Regions from separate parts of the Homo sapiens genome. Here all the other regions are linked to region 3. Evidence: chromatin loops called from intact Hi-C (ENCODE). Cell type or tissue: PC-9. All regions are shown on one strand. Region 1 overlaps PRLR (prolactin receptor). Region 2 overlaps PRLR (prolactin receptor). Region 3 has its middle 180 kb from the start of RAI14-DT.

Region 1 (4,000 bases), 620 kb after region 3:
GAATGCAAGTTTTTGTTTTGCTTTGCTTTTGTCATGAGTGGGGAGAAGTGTGTGAAGTAGAAAGAAAAGTTTATTTAAAAAGTTTAAAGCCTATGGTTCCATAATGAGCACACTCGGAAGCCAATTAGGGTGATCATTGATTTCTTGAGTATTTAGTTTCTCTTGTGGGTCATTCTGACCTCTGCTTTCCCCTTTTTCTCTCTCTGAAAGCTTCTCTTTCTTATTTTACTGTTTATTAATAGTACCTTCAGGAAGCTCAAGAGAGGAGGGTAGATTTGTAAAATTACAATTAGACAAATGTTTCCTTCATCTGCATTAGAGGAACAAGTTAACATTAATGGACTTTCTCAATGCACAGAAACACGGAGAAAACCACACAGGAACCACATATACAGGTATGTAGATGCCCACACAGAGCCCGCATCAAAAGTACACACACCACACACACACACAAAAATATACACAGGTGCATACTCATGGAAGTACATACTTGTATGCACACAGGTACCTGCAGAGAAGTGTGCACATACGGATATACACAGAACACACACAGACATACATAAAAGTATATACATACAGGTTCAGACAGAGAGACATTTGAAATCAGGTCCATATAGAAAAGTTAATATATACACAGGTACATATAGAAGTCTGCACACCCAGAAATGCACATGGGTTGACATACAGAAGTGTATAGTCACAGGCACCCACCCTCTCATTTAGCTGTGGACTTCATTTCTCCTGTTAGCACAGATAATAGAGTCGGCTGTACCTGCTTCCCGCCATGTAACAGCAACCTCTTATATCCCATTATGGTTTTTTAAAGAGTTTTCATATACATTATTTCATCTGCAGTAGAGGAAACATCACTGTCCTCACTTTGAGAATTTGGAAACCCAGAGAGTTAGGTAATTGGCTCTAGGTCACACAGCTAGAAACTGGCAGGACCTGGATTAGAACTCAGGTCCTGTCTTCTTCAGAGCTGTTTCATTACACTCCTGAAATGAGGACAAAAGGCAGAGAGCACAGTGACAAGATTTTGCATTAATTGCATTAATTTTTCTGCATTAACTTTAATGCAAAATATTGCAAATAATTTAACAGCAGCACATAACACAGCATTTTCATTTTTCATAATGGCATTGCAAGAAGACTGCATGGACTCTCCACCCTGTTGACAAACACCCCAGGCAATGAAAGAGAGCGTGATAGCCTCTTACTTACCATTCAGAAGGCAGGTGTTGAGAAAAAGTAGCAGAGTGAAAACGGTTGCAGATGCCACATTTTCCTTCATGTTGGCTGCCTTCTCTTGCTGCAGGAAATGTATCAGAAGTTCACTGGAAGAGAAGGTAGCAGGTAACTTTTGTGAAATGGCAGTCTGGTCAGGCACATCCACCACTTTATTCTGGGTATTTGCAACTGATTGTTGCTCCTTGCTTAATGTGAATGACAAAATAGGAGGAAAGGAATGTAGGAAAATGTAACAGGGTTGGATGGCTTGGCACAGAAACATCAATTCACACACGCTGGGAAAATTTCCACCACCAGAGGTCCTCAGATGACAAGGTAGAGAGTTCAAGGGGCAGCAAGGCAGTCAGTTCCTTTGCACACACCCCAGAGAAAAATTGTTCTCTTTCCACCCCATAGCCACCTAACAATATATCATCCATCTTATGTAACATAGATTGTATGTCCTATGGGAGAATCCTACGAGGGCTCTTGCTCTGGTCCATCAGCCAAAAATTGTCCAGGCTGAAAAGTCAGTACCCTCAGTACAATCTCAACATAACCATGCTGATTCCACCAAATTAGGGAGGCTTTGAAGGTTCAAGCTGAGAAGGTTCTGGAAGTCTTCTGGGTTATATGCATTACCGCAAAGCGAACCACACAATGCACTCTAGTGAACCTCCACGTGGTTTCTTTCTCCTGTTTGGAAAGCCCCATAAACAAAAGGTAATAAATTCTGGTAATAATTTAAATTCCTTGGGTTCAGAGTATTAAGTAAATTCTGAACCTGCAGGGGTTGGGAGTTTGGAATAATTTATTATTAATACTAATATTATTACCCTTGGAACAACGTTCAAAGCCTCTAAATGGCCTTGTAAGAAAAAAGGATTTTTAAAGACATTTGGAAAAAAAGGCTCATTAGTCTTGTTGGACTTCAAACAACTGAGAAAACAATAGATTTAATGAACTAAGTGTAAATTCTTAGAAATGCACGGCCTAAATTTCTCTTTAAATTTTTATTGTTTCATTTTGTTGTTGTTGTTGTTGTTGTTGTTTTAATCAAGGGAAGAACATTCAGGATCAAAGCTGCCGATCTTGGGACATTTGAAACGTCTGAGTGTGTTTGATGAGCCCCTGAAAGACCAGCTTTTGCTACTGCTCCTTGTGGGACGTACTCAGACATGGAGAAACGATAGCAACAGTAGAGGTTTGGGCACCCAGGTACCATCAATTAGCTCTTTTTTTTTTTTTTTTTTTTTTTTTTTTTTTTTTTTTGAGACAGAGTCTCGCTCTTTCGCCCAGGCTGGAGTGCAGTGGCGCGATCTGGGCTCACTGCAAGCTCCGCTTACTGGATTCACGCCATTCTCCTGCCTCGGCCTCCCGAGTAGCTGGGACTACAGGAGCCCCCCACGATGCCCGGCTAATTTTTTTTGTATTTTTAGTAGAGACGGGGTTTCACCGTGTTAGCCAGGATGGTCTCGCTCTCCTGAACTCGTGATCCACCTGCCTCGGCCTCCCAAAGTGTTGGGATTACAGGCGTGAGCCACCGTGCCCGGCCAAGTAGCTCTTTCATAATGAGGCTCCAGCTTCAGTAAAGGATCCCGGTCCAGTGGTGGATCCTGTGAGGTGACCCGTATTTTGTTCTTTTGGGGACCTTCTACCTGCTCCTACAAGATTCCTTCCAAGCAAATGCCCTCCCAGGGTGCACTTTCTAAATCACCCACTGCATCTCACCCCTGAGGGTCATCTAATTAAAATCAAGTGGTTAAAGACTCCTACTGGGTTTAAAATAATGCCTAACACTTCTGGAGCATCTATTATGGGCAGGCACTGGGGAAAGTTAAGTACCTTAATCATGTAAATTTCATTTTGTCATCACAACAGCCCCGTGAGCAGCTACAGGTTTTAACAGATGAGCAAATGGAAGTACAGAGATTTAGTAGATTGTCAGTCAAATGCCCATGGGGGAAAGATACTTGGGAAACCTGAGAGCCACTGAGAGATCATCCTGACTTGTGGAAAGTCTGTGATGGGGGTGCAATTATTCCCCCTCTGTGGGAGAGACGGTGGAGACAACAGCCACTGACCCACAGTGAGCAACATCAAGCCTTGGGTGAGTGTGGCATTCTGAGTAGGGGCAGGAGAGCCAGAGCCGAGAGAGGCCTTCTCAGCTACTGCCCTACTTACGCCCAAGGACCTTAAATACTGTTGATCTCATGAATCCAGCCTCATTAGGTACATATAGCCCCAAATAGTTCTTTATCCTGCTGATCTGGTGATCTCAGCCTGGCTTAGAGATGAGAGTCTATCCACTGGCTGAAGACTTTCTATAATATCCCTTTATTGAGACTTCCTTTCTCTTTTGGGCGTTGCACTAACATGCTTAAGATCAACATGCTATAAATCAGACCTTCCTGGTGAGGTTGGGTGCTATCTAGAGAGCTTTGTCGAAGCAGGGCTCCATGCGTTTTGCAAAAGAAACTCTGGGATGGGAAGCAGAGTGGGTCAGGCAGCAGTAGATATTAGATATTGTCATCTGCTTACATGTTCTCATGTGCTAGTACAGGATCAAAGAAACTCTCCTAAATAAAGTTTTCCTATAATAATGTCTTCAGGAAGTATTCTATGAATGAAAAAAAGCTTCCCTTTGGGATTTCCTGAGACACATCCTGGAATCTAGTTACTATTATGCACTTTCTAATGCCTAAAACCCCCATGCCAGGGAATTAGACATACTCACAGTGGTGTCACGGTTGTGTTTCAACAGTGATTT
Region 2 (4,000 bases), 730 kb after region 3:
GAACAAGGCTTTTCTTAACCAAGCTGTCCTGGCAGCTGAGGAAGGAGTATGGGATTGAAGGAAGAGCCTAGGGTTTCTGGGTATTGGTATGAGGTGTCAGGACACTAGGGATGTAGTTTCAGTCCTAACACTAAGAATGGTACCATGTCTTTATATAGGGCTTTCCAGGTCAGAGAGACCCTACATACGCCTGGCCTGACTGAATCTTCCCCTGTAAGATATCAGGCCAAATAGCACCAGTCCCATTTTATAAATATCCAACAGTTTAAAGAGTTAACAGACTTTGCGAAGATCACACAGATGAACGGAGGCAGGGTTAGAATTCAAACCCAGATCTTTCCTTTACAGAGTACTTCATCTGCAGATTGTTCATCCTTCTTGCTCAGGACTCTATTCATAAGGCTCTACTTTTTCCTTCCAATTTTTAGTTGTATGGAACTAGAAAATTATTTGGCTTAACACACAAGTTCTGTGGTAAATTCTGTTTCTACCAAGCTGTGTAACTTTGGGCAAGTCACTTAAGCCCCCAGAACCTTAACATCTTCATTAAATGGTGACAATAAAGATAGTACTCAAAATTATGAAGATTAGAAGCAATAATGCATGCAGAGTTGTTATTATGGTATATGCACTGGTTCTAGCCTTTGGAGTAACTCCTCCCCCTCCCCCTTCACAATAAATCTTTGATGTTGAAATTCCAACAAATATTGATGTCTAGTAAGGGATTTGAGGGCTATAGCTTTTAAAACATAGTATATTTGCAAAACCACAACATTCAAGTGATGTTGTGAGAGTACGTTTATTATTTGTGTGTCCAAGGAAAATGATATTTTACCCCTTTGGTAAGTGTAAAGTAAGAAGACAGCCTTAAGGCCTGTTTGGATGTTATGAATATCAATGCATCTAAAGAAACACTTGCAGGACCTGTCTGTCCTGCTGTGACTTCATCCTACATGCCAATGTCTTTTCCATTTTCTCCATGAAGACTTAAAACAAAACAACCAATATTTACCAGGCACATCATAATTCTCTTAGATTTACAGCCATTAACTTGGATAGTAAGCACAATTGCAATCTTTGGAGCATCTCAGAGATCTCGGTCAAATCCTTTAATATTTTTGCAGATACTTTTAGTTCTCTTCTCTTCTCTTCTCCTCTCCTCTTTTCTTCTGTTCTTTTTCTTTCCCTTAATAGGGTGAGGCTGCTTGGTTCCAGATATCTGGTCTCAAATTCCCATAAATTGGTAAAGAAAAAAGTATTTAGAGACAGGATGGGATGAATTCCTTTCACTCCTTGACCCCAAAACCTCTGTTATCATGGATATTAATTTTTCAGTTTCAGACTTGGCAATTTATCAAACCTATTCTGGAAGGGAATCTTTACTCACCAATACCAACGTAAGTAGAATGCAGACAAATGCATAAAGACCTCTAGATAAAGAGAGGCTAAATTGTTGTAGTTAGGACTAGTGACTCTGGAGCCAAATTGTCTGGGATCACCTAACTAGCTGTGTGACCTTGGACAAGTTACTCAAGTTCTTTATACTTCAGTTTCCTTATCTGTGAGATGGAGATGATAATAAGAGAACCTACCAATTGCTTCTTACAGGAAATTTACATATTTCCATTGAGAGATCTTTGATCAAATTCAGTGTGGTGTCCACTAGCATTTGGAAGGATAAGTGCAATCTAGCAGAGAAAAAACATGACCTTTGAGTCAAGAGACCTGAGTCAAGTCCTCTACCTGATTCACGGATCAAACCGTTCAGCACAGTATTCAAGGCTTTTTACAATTTGACACCAACCTACATTTTCAGCCATGCTTGCTGTCACTTCTTCTCCTTGTGATTTGGTCATCAAACTATTTGCAATTGCCCAAAATATCAGGGATGTACAACTTACCCTCAGTCCGTCCGTACTGTCTCTCAGAATCCCCTCCCTACTCTCTGCCTACTTGTTCATTAACTGCTCCCCCTTCTGGCCATGGCTGCATTTTGTCTGTCTCCTCCACTAGACTGTGCTTAGGGAGACCAGAGAATACTCACCTTTTCATATTGGTGCCTGGTATACAGACTGGCACATAGTGGGTGAGCAACAGCTATTTTTAAGTAACTAAAAGATTAAATTAGTGTCTTTTAGTTAAGTCTCTTAAGAATGGTGACCATAATATGTCTCCTTTCTACTTTAAAAAAATATGTGAGGGCATCTGAAAGTAAAGTAATAATATACTTTATTGCCAGTAATATAATGACTCACTAAAGACATGAATGTAATTTAGCCTTAGGCCATTCTTACATTCCTTTGAAAGCCTGGAAAAACGTTCAAGTGGCAATTACTTGATGTGTCCCTGAAAATACCAGTGCAAATTCCTTTGTTAATAGAGTATCTGTCCTCTGACAATCAAATAGGGACGTGTTGCAAAGTGAGCCCCCCATTGGCCTTGTTCTTAGACAGGTTGTAAATCCCTGAAGACTTCTCATAGTCAGCTGTGTCTGGGTAAATCTTGTTCCCATAGGACACTGGGGAGAAGAGAATGTCTGAGCTGGCCATTTCCTCCAACTGGCTCTGAAAGGAACACCAATTACCAGTCCACCTTGTTGACATGTTACCTCAAATGCTTTCTTGTTTGAGAACAATTCTTTCAGAAAGACTGAGCTGTCCTTTTCTATAGGCAGTAGAGAAGTGGATGGATTCTTATGCCATAGAACTTAGGATCTTGGCAAAATATGGCTAAACTCCTTTAGGTACCTTTAAATATCTGGTTATGCCAAGGGTGATAGTGGCTACAGCAGATGTCTTGCTCAGCAGAACATTGTGTTGAGTGTGTAATTAGAAAGACCAACTGGATGGAAGAAAAGAGACAAGGAACCAAGATTTCTTGAGCTTTCTATCATGGCCAGGGAAAGATAGTTGGAATTATTACCCTGAATTTGAAATCATCACAGGAAGGCAGACATCATTCTTTGTGCCAGAACTTTGGACCCAATGTCATTCTTCCTATCTGTGGCCTGAAGGAGAGGGGTAGAGAAACCTACTTAATGAAACTCCAGTGGTTGGAGGTGTTAATACAGATCTGATGGGTCTCTGTGCTCATCGAAGACTGCTTTGCTAGTAACTTGTCAAACATCCATTACAAAGCAATAATTCATAGGAAAGAAGCAAAGTATTAATAAGAATTATTTCTTGAATATGGTTTACTAGTAGCAAAGCTCCCCTTTTCATTTAGTGGGAAAGCATGAGAATTTTGAGCCATTACCAAAAGCTCAGCATTGCTATACTAAATATTTAGGTAGTTGAGCTTTCCCTCATTGAACCATTCTCTTTGTTTGGTAACCTTGGTGTTGCAAATCAAGATCGAGAAAGTCGGATTGATTTTTTGAGGGTCACAGTAGTCACCAAAAAACAAAAACAAAAACAAACCCAACAACAAAAACAACACAGCTCTAATTTTTATTGGTGGTAACAAGAAAAAATCATTGTGGGAGGGACATGTGTGTTTCTTAGAAATATTGTTGTATGGGACAATGTTTTCATGGTACTTAAAGGAATGTGTATTTCAAAGGCTAATTGTGTGAAACTTTTCTCTCAAAAGAAGATCAGAATGTTGCGCCGTTGTATTCCAGCCTGGGTGACAAGAGTAAAATTTCTGTCTCAAAAAAAAAAATAATAAATAAAATGAAAAAAAAAACATAAAAACACACACAAGAAGATCAGAATGTAATGTTATCTTACTCTTGAGTTGGAAAGTATCCTGGCCTGAGAGTATATAATACTCAAGTGAGAAGTTGAGATGTTTAGCTATGCCTTGCATCTTATGATGAGGATGGGGATGGGCCGCTTTCCTAAGGGAGCAGGGCTTTGGGATTTCTAATAAGCAGCAGAGGGTACTTACAGGATGCCTTAAGAGCTGTGCTGAAGATTCAGCCTTAGTGTCTGGGTTATTTAGCATTATTCTTCAAAGACACTCCTACCTTACCAATCCTATTACCCCAGTGGAATAA
Region 3 (4,000 bases):
GAAGCATTCCCTTTGAAAACCAGCACAAGACAAGGATGCCCTCTCTCACCACCCCTTTTCAACATAGTGTTGGAAGTTCTGGCCAGAGCAATCAGTCAACAGAAAGAAATAAAGCGTATCAAATAGGAAGAGAGGAAGTCAAATTGTCTCCGTTTGCAGATGACATGATTGTATATTTAGAAAACCCCATCTTCTCAGCCTAAAAACTTAAGCTGATGAACAACTTCAGCAAAGTCTCAGGATACAAAATCAATGAGCAAAAATCACAAGCATTCCTATACACCAATAACAGACAAACAGAGAGTCAAATCATGAGTGAACTCCCATTCACAATTGCTTCAAAGAGAATAAAATACCTAGGAATACAACTTACAAGGGATGTGAAGGACCTCTTCAAGGAGAACTACAAACCACTGCTCAAGAAAATAAGAGAGAATACAAACAAATGGAAAAAGAATTCCATGTTCATAGATAGGAAGACTCAATATAATGAAAATGGCCATACTGCCCAAAGTAATTTATAGATTCAATGCTATTCCCATCAAGCTACTATTGACTTTCTTCACAGAACTAGATAAAACTGCTTTAAACTTCATATGGAACCAAAAAAGAGCCTGTATAGCCAAGACAATCCTAAGCAAAAAGAACAAAGCTGGAGGCATCATGCTACCTGACTTCAAACTATACTACAAGGCTACAGTAGCCAAAACAGCAACTGGTACTGGTACCAAAACAGAGATGTAGACCAATGGAACAAAACGGAGGCCTCAGAAATAACACCACACATCTACAATTGAGGGACATTCTGGCTATTACTCCTCAAAACTGGCTAAATACCTGGCTATTACTCCTCAAAACTGCTGTCATGAAATCTCTCACAGACTAGAGGAAACTGAGGGAACATGAGGACAGAATGAGATGTGCTGTCCTGAGTGGGATCCTGGAACAGAAAAAGGACATTAGTTGAAAAACTAGTGATATTAAAATACAGTCTGGATTTTGACAATAATGTGGAAATGCTAGTCTCTTAGTTTTGACAAACGTATCATGGTAATGTGAGATTTTAACCTAGAGGAACCTGGGTGAGGTGTGTATGGGAACTCTGTATCACTTTATAACTTTATTTATTTATTATTCATTTATTAATTTTTTTTTGAGACAGAGTCTCACTCTGTTGCCCAGGCTGGAGTGGAGTGGCATGATCTCGGCTCACTGCAACTTCTGTCTCCCAGGTTCCAGCGATTCTCATGCCTCAGCTTCCCAAGTAGCTGGGATTACAGGCCTGGGCTACCACACCCGGTTAATTTATTGTATTTTTAGTAGAGATGGGGTTTCACCATGTTGGCCAGGCTCGAACTCCTGACCTCAGGTGATCTGCCCGCCTCGGCCTCCCAAAGTGCTGGGATACAGGCGTGAGCCACTGCGCCTGGCCACTTTACAACTTTAACATAAATCTAAAATTATTCTGAAATTTAATAAAATTACAATGCTACCCTGTTGCTTCACCTCCCAAATTCTAGCCCGTTTTAGAACTGTTTGTAGGCTGTAGAATCTCTCATATCTGCATTATATTATGTACTATATTTCTGCTATATTGAATTTCTCCGGAGAAGAGCAAAATACAGAATACCAAACCTCTCAAAGCTGTGTGCAAGTGCTGTTACATAGTATGACCACTAGATGGAGATCGTGTCCAGGTGGCTAAAACTTAGGCTTCCTTGACCAAGCAATGTCTTGGAGCAGAGTTCACAACCAAATCTCTTTTCTGAAATAATGCAATAGGCATGAATCTCAAGTCTCCAGATTCTAGGATGTAAGAAATACTAAAGGTCTTTGTTTTCTATAAATCCGCTTGTGTACTACTTCAGGAGCCAAAGAAAATGAAACTTCCGTCCTTCTTGGGGCAATTCTCTCTTCCATTTAACCCCAGGGAAATGAAAGGTGTCAATGTTCAGGGTTTTACCAATGAACTAGGAGCCCCTGCTGGCACTGGTTACCTGTTCTCAATGAGGACCACTGAGATGCTGAGACAGGAGATAGAAAGAAATTATTTAGGCAGATAGTGAGGGTAAAAAAGTCCTCAGCAAGGCTTCCCTTTTAACAAAAAGCAGCCCAAGAAAGCATTTTTTTCTAACAAAGAGCAGCCTGAAAATCTAGCTGCGAACATAGATAAGCAAGCTGGAAGCTTGCACGGGTGAATGCCGGCAGCTATGCCAATAGAAAAGGGCTACCTGGAAGCCAGGTATGTTCAACATGGAGGCTCCATCTTCCCTTTTCTTTGTCACCACGTGTACAGTAAAGAAATAGGCAACATGGCGCTGGCCAGGTAGAGAATTATTTGCATAATAAAAGATTAGCGTGGGGTCAGCAAGCTTTTTGGGCCCTATGCAAATGGCATACCTAGCCCTAACCAGTTTTTCGCACCTTATGCAAATGACACTAGTCCCACCAATCATTCGTACCCTATGTAAATCACACACTGTCTCCTCAAGCTCATCTATAAAACCCTCTGCATTTCACCACAGAACCGAAAAACCTGTTCAGGACCCCTATCTTCGCAACAGAGAGAGCTATTCTCTTTCTTTCGCCTACTAAACTTCCGCTAAGCTCACTCTTTATCCCCTTCCTAGTTTTCTGCCGCCGTGAGACAACAAATCTCAGGTATTTACCCCAGACAATGATGTTAATTCAATGTTCATTGTTCCTGCTCCCATGACCTCATCTGGCCTACGGCTGTCTTGCTTTAGTGTCAGGTTTGGAACCTGAGCACCTTGGCAAGGTTGGGGACCAAGGAACATAGGACAGGCCTCTCTGCTGTCCTTCTGGGTCCTTTCACATCCTCAGAGCACTCTTAGGACCCAAGGCACAGATGTCTTCTCCTCCCAGCACCCCAGGACTACTCTTTTGTTTATGCTGGCCTTGCGTCCCTCTCTTCCTCTTCAGGCTGCCCTCCAAGGCCCTCTCTTTCATTCACCTCTGTCCATCTAAAGGAAAAAATGGAGGCAGAATTGACATAAGTAGAGAGTTTATTTGGGCCAAGTTTGAGCACTGCAACCAAGGGGCAGAGACCCAAGTTGCCCTGAATCTATGCTCCCATTAACAGCAGTTACAAGTGGGTTTTTAAAGGAAGTGGGTTTTTAAAGCAGTTCCTAAGTTGCTTACCAAGAACTTACATTAAAATAACGTAAGCTATTGATGGGCTGTAGAATGTTCTTTGTGTCACAAATTTCAGAAACATAAAGACAATGGGTGAGGCAGCTCTTTGCTAGTTTTCTTTTCTGACATCAAACTCTATTCTCCTCAATGGATTTAAGCATCCATAAACAAATGTTAAGAGGAGATGGTTTGAAAGCAATACCTGCTTTCAACCTGCTATAAACCTTCCCTAAAGCAAAGAAGTACCAGCTGCTATTTTCCACAAAAGAAATAAAATGTAAACTCAAAATTCTTCAGTAAGTACCCTGTCACACCATGGAGGCACACCTCTGTGACCAGCTCATAATGGATGCCTCTATACCACCGTTTCCTATGCAAATAGGAAATAATAAAATAATAAAAATATTTAAAAATAATAAAAGCTGCTACTTGCTAGAAAATGCCTTCCTTTGTTACCTTCTCTCTGGATACCAACTCTGTGATAGACCTCAATAAGGATGAGGAGTGTCAACTCCCACAGAACAGATTGGTTGGGAAGTAACTGATCCCTGGATCGCTGCCTACGGTGGCCCTGCTTATGCAGACAGGTGGCAAAGTGAACCTTCCACAACCCTTGCTTCAGTTCATCTTAGTGAATAACCATTGAGCTTTTCCATAGGTAGAACAAACAAACGACCACTGTGATCACTGTCTAAGATTTACCCCCTGACCGTAAGGAGCTTATGCTTTCAGGGGAAGATGCATCCTTAATTGTGAGAAGGATCATGGTGTGGGTTCTCCAGTTCCACAATGACAGGTTATGTTATAGGAAGGGAAAGGTGATGCATCCCGTTGTCTTAAGAGT

The links. Peaks named below come from ENCODE experiments on the same cell type or tissue, not always from the same donor. Only the 100,000 strongest peaks of a DNase experiment are listed, where the experiment ranks them.
Region 1: a loop joins it to region 3, with 5 times the contacts of the local background. A loop is called at or near these places in 2 of 110 quality-filtered maps.
Region 2: it touches region 3 in a loop (9-fold over the local background); 5 of 110 quality-filtered maps call a loop at or near these places.

The regions. Positions count from the first base shown.
Region 1 is chr5:35,088,327-35,092,326 of GRCh38, forward strand. PRLR (prolactin receptor) reads right to left here. Exons shown (of 10, transcript NM_000949.7): 3 at 1,225-1,337. The coding sequence starts at 1,294. Among named protein-coding and RNA genes, the nearest start is that of AGXT2, 42 kb to the left of the region's middle. RefSeq lists an enhancer at 1,146-1,647. In PC-9, CTCF peaks have their summits at 1,547 and 1,750; a DNase peak (open chromatin) is centred at 1,545; H3K27me3 peaks cover 3,141 bases.
Region 2 is chr5:35,200,563-35,204,562 of GRCh38, forward strand. All of the region lies in intron 1 of PRLR (prolactin receptor), which reads right to left. Among named protein-coding and RNA genes, the nearest start is that of PRLR, 28 kb to the right of the region's middle. RefSeq lists a silencer at 1,885-2,179. In PC-9, a CTCF peak has its summit at 1,951 (motif pointing left); no DNase peak of the experiment used is centred here; H3K27me3 peaks cover 473 bases.
Region 3 is chr5:34,473,008-34,477,007 of GRCh38, forward strand. No RefSeq gene overlaps it. Among named protein-coding and RNA genes, the nearest start is that of RAI14-DT, 180 kb to the right of the region's middle. In PC-9, a CTCF peak has its summit at 1,674 (motif pointing right); a DNase peak (open chromatin) is centred at 1,734.